2 separate regions of the Homo sapiens genome follow, and region 2 is linked to region 1. Evidence: read pairs that join two places in POLR2A ChIA-PET (ENCODE). Cell type or tissue: PC-9. All regions are shown on one strand.

Region 1 (2,500 bases):
GAGCTCGCCATTGTCATTTTAATCTTTGGCATGAAATGACATTTGACAAAAGAAGAAACACCAGTGGGTAATAAACATACACATAGAATCACTTTTTATTATTTTTACAAAATCACTTTATTACTTTTATAATAATAAAGACAAACTAAAGAAACAATAAGGTACCTGATAAAGGGCCTTTTATATTGGCAAATATCTGTTGAATTATATTATCCAATATAGAAAATATGACAGTGAAATAGACACTCATACTCTGTTAGTGATGACACATTTCTGGAGGATAATTTGTCAATATTCATCTACTTCTAGCGATTAATCTATGAATACTGGCAGGGATAGTTAGTGACCATCAACTAACTAATCAATTTCTTATTTTATGCACTGTGTTTTTGCTGTTATACCCTAGAAATCTTTGTATAGCCCAAATCACAAAAATTTTCTCCAGTTTTTAAAAAGTTATATACTTTTAGGTTTTACAGTTTATCATCCATTTTGAAGTAATTTTTGTATATGGTGCAAGGAATAATTAAAAGTTCATTTGAAGACTTTTTTTGCATGTGGTTAGTCAGTTGTGCCAGCACTCCTTGCTGAATAGATTATCATTTCTCCACTGGATTGCCTTTGCAACTTTGTCAAAAATCAATTGATTACATGTGTGGGTCTATTTCTGGACTTTTTATTCTGTTTCATTGATTTTTTAAATCTATTTTGATGCTAATACCACATTGCCTTGATTACTATAGACTTATAATAAATCTGGAAATCAAATAGTTAAAGTTTTTGACTTTGCTATTCTTTTTCAAAGTTGTTTTGGCTATTCAAAGTCCTTTGTATTTTCATATGAATTTTAGAATTAGCTTGTTGATTTCTACAAAACAAGCTCGCTAAGACTTTGCTTGGCATTGCATTAATTTTATAGTTCAATTTGGGAAGAACTGAAACCTTAACAATATTCAATCTTCCTATTCATGAACAGGGAATATCTCTCCATTTATTTACATCTTTATTTTTTGATCAGTACTATTTTATAGTTTTCAGAGTACAGATCTTTTACTTGTCATAGTTATCTCTAAATATTCTCTTCATGCTAAGGGGAACAGCATTATTTTTTAAGAATTTCACTTTAATAGTGTTCATCACTAGTGTATAGAAATGCAATTGACTTTGGTACATTGGTCTTGTATCTTGCAACCTTGCTAAACTCACATAGTAGCTATACCGTAGTCCCCCCTTATTCTTCACTTTGTATGGTTTCAGTTACCTAAGGTCAACTGTGGTTCAAAAATGGAAAATTACAGAAATAAAGAGTTTATGAATTTTGAAGTGTGCGCTGTTCTGAGTAGTGTGATAAAATCTCTTGCCATCCCACTCCATTCTGCTCAGAAGTTGAATCATTCCTTTGTCCAAATGTATTCGCTCCTTACTTATTAGTCACTTAGTAACCATCTCATTTACAAGATCAACTGTTGTGGTATTTCAGTAGTATCACAGTTCAAGTAACCCTTATTTTACTTAATTGTTCTATTTTAACATTAGCTGTTGTTAATCTCTTACTGTGACTAATTTATAAATTAAATTTTATCTTAGGTATGTTTACACTGGAAAAAGGTAGCGTACATGTAGTATATATAGTTCGGTACCATCTGAGGTTTCAGACATCCACTGGAGGTCTTAAAATTTACCCCCCTGAAGATTTAAAAAAAAAAAAAAAAAGAAAAGAAAAACAACTGTCATGGCATTTTTGTTTATTCTATAAAATTTTCTCCAAGGACAGTCATGTCTGTAAAAATAATTTAAATTATTTCTTCATAAACTGAGCTAAATAATACCTCAAGCTACATAAGCTAAATACTACCTCAGCTGCCTCCAACAAATTTTGTATGCTGTCCTTTCATTCTCATTCAGTTCAAAATACCTTCTAATTTTCTTTTTGATTTCTTGTTTATAACATGGGGTATTTAGAAGTGTGTTATTTAACTTTCAGATATTTGAAGATTTTCCAGATATGTTTCTGTTGCTTATTTTAGAAATTTAATTCTGTTGTAAACAGAGAACACACATCATACAATTTGAGTAATTTAAAATCTATTGAGACTTGTTATATGGCCCAGAATATATCTTGGTAAATGTTCTGTATGCACTTGAAAAAAACGTCTATTCTGTTGATGATAGGTGCAGTATTATACAAATGTCAATTAGATAAAATTGGTTTGTAGTGTTGTTCGAATCTTTAGCTGTAATTGTGGATTTCTCTATCCTTGATTTTTTTTCAAGTATTTTGGAACTCTATTATTAGTGTGTAATTATTTAGGATTGTATTCTCTTAAACTAACCACTTAACTAATATGAAATGACCCTCTTTATCTCAGGTAATAATCTGTGCTCTGAAATCTACTTTGATATTAATATAGCCTCTCCAGCTATCTTTTGACTATGTTAACATGGTGTATCTTTTCCCATCTTTTTACTGTTAAGCTATTTGTGTCTCTATATTTAAAGC
Region 2 (2,500 bases), 240 kb after region 1:
ACTAGATAGAAAATTAGCAAAGATATAGAAGATATAAACAACACAATCAACCAAGTTCTAATTGATATATATATAGAACAGTCTGCCAGCAACAGTGGAAAACACAGTTTTTTCATATTCCCATGATAGATCATATTCTGGGACATAAAACAAACCTTACAAATTTAAAAACCTGAAATAATATAGAGTATATTTTCTGACCATAATGGAATCAATTAAAAATCAATAACAGGCAATAACAAAATCTCTAAATAAATGAAAATTAAACAACACACTTCAATATTACCCATGGGTCAAAAAAGAAGTATCAAATGACATTTTAAAATACATAGAGCTGAATGAAAATTTTAAAGTCACATATTAAAATATGGAGGATGCATTCAATGCAGTGCTAGGAGGAAAATTTATAGCACTAAATGCTTGTATTAGAAATGAGGAAAAGTTGACAGGGCGCAGTGGCTCACGCCTGCAATCCCAGCACCTTGGGAGGCTGAGGTGGGTGGATCACGAGGTCGGGAGATCAATACCATCCTGGCTAACACGGTGAAACTCCATCTCTACTAAAAATACAAAAAATTAGCCAAGCGTGGTGGTGGGCACCTGAAGTTCCAGCTACTCAGGAGGCTGAGGCAGGAGAATGGCTTGAGCACGGGAGGTGGAGCTTGCTGTGAGCCGAGATCACGCCACTGCACTCCAGCCTGGGCAACAGAGCAAGACTCTGTCTCCAAAAAAAAAAAAAAAAAAAGAAATGAGGAGAAGTCTCAAGCCAATAATCTAAGTTCCTATAGCAAGAAACTATGCTGATGGGTTGATGAAAGGGTAAAGCTGCTGCTAAGATAATAGAATTCCTCATCTTGCTGTGCAGAAAAAGGAAAAAATGAAATTGGATTATTTTACCAAATGATTATTTGCCAATGAAAAGTACTCATCACATGGATCATTTTCTATTTTAAAATGTGATAAAACAAAGTATTGTTTAGTGGAGCTTTGTCATTATTTTGGCTAGTTGTTTAGAATCAAGGGTTGACTAAATTATATTATTTTACTACTGACTCCAGCTCTACTGATGGGAGAGTAGAAAAGTCATGGACTGGCTGAGCGCGGTGGCTCATGCCTGTAATCCCAGCACTTTGGGAGGCCAAGGCACACAGATCATGAGGTCAGGAGATGGCTAACACAGTGAAACTCCGTCTCTACTAAAAATACAAAAAATTAGCCAGGCATGCTGGCACACACCTGTAGTCCCAGCTACTCCGGAGGCTGAGGCAGGAGAATCACTTGAATCTGGAGGTGGAGGTTGCAGTGAGCCGAGATCGCACCACTGCACTCCAGCCTGGGTGACAGAGCGAGATTCTGTCTCAAAAAAAAAAAAAAAAAAAAGAAAGAAGAAAAGAAAAAAAGAAAAAGAAAAACCAGGAATTGAGGCTCTGGAAGTCTGAGTGCTAGTCACCACCTCCTACCAGGTGATCCTGGGAAAGCCCTTCCCTCCATCCAATCTCTACCATCAGAAAACACCAAGGAACTGAACTGGATGATCCCAAGAGACTCTCTGGGTCAAAAAAGGAGGCTGCAGCTAGTGGGAAATTTATCAAGAGTTGTAAAACAGCTGGGTTCCTATGATATTTTAAAATATCACCTTGGCCAGGTGCAGGATTACAGGCTCTAGCCTGTAATCCAAGAACTTTGGGAGGCTGAGACAGGCAGATCATCTGAGGTCCGGAGTTTGAGACCAGCCTGGCCAACATGGCGAAACCCTGCCTCTACTAAAAATACAAAAATTAGCCAGGGGTGGTGGTGCACCTTTAATTCCAGCTACTCAGGAGGCTGAGGCATGAGAATCACTTGAATCCGGGAGGTGAGGTTGCAGTGAACTAACATTGTGCCACTGCACTCCACCCTGGGTGATACAGCAAGACTCTGTCTCAAGAAAAAAAAAAAAAAAACTCCCTGAAAGACAGATTGCCCCACAGATTGGGCAGAATCTTGCGTTAAAGCAGGGGGTCCAGATATGACCTACTGGTTTATACAACTCTTCACATTCCAGCCCCGTGTTTCTCTTACCAGTGATACATAGACTACTATGGACTGAATATTTGTGTTTCCCCCAAATTCATATGTGGAAGCACTAACCAACGATGTGATTGTATTAGTCCTTTTTCACACTACTAATAAAGACATACCAGGGACTGGGCAATTTACAAAAGGAAGAGGTTTAGTGGACTCACAGTTTCACATGGCTTGGGAGGTCTCACAGTCATGGTGGAAGGTGAAGGTCACCTCTCACATGGTGGCAGACAAGAGAAGAATGAAAACCAAGTGAAATTGGTTTCCCCTTAAAAAACCATCAGATCTCATGAGACTTATTCACTGTCATGAGAACAGTGTGGAGGAAACCACCCCCATGATTCAATTATCTCCACTGGGTCCCTTCCACAACATGAGGGAATTATGGGAGATAAAATTCAAAATGAGATTTGGATAGGGACACAGCCAAACCATA

What was found. Peaks named below come from ENCODE experiments on the same cell type or tissue, not always from the same donor. Only the 100,000 strongest peaks of a DNase experiment are listed, where the experiment ranks them.
Region 2: POLR2A ChIA-PET joins it to region 1 with 6 read pairs; 2 of 35 experiments call an interaction of 5 or more read pairs at or near these places.

The regions. Positions count from the first base shown.
Region 1 is chr12:46,998,042-47,000,541 of GRCh38, reverse strand. No RefSeq gene overlaps it. Among named protein-coding and RNA genes, the nearest start is that of PCED1B, 80 kb to the left of the region's middle. In PC-9, no CTCF peak of the experiment used is centred here; a DNase peak (open chromatin) is centred at 1,421; H3K27ac peaks cover 516 bases.
Region 2 is chr12:46,759,697-46,762,196 of GRCh38, reverse strand. No RefSeq gene overlaps it. Among named protein-coding and RNA genes, the nearest start is that of SLC38A4, 65 kb to the left of the region's middle. In PC-9, no CTCF peak of the experiment used is centred here; no DNase peak of the experiment used is centred here.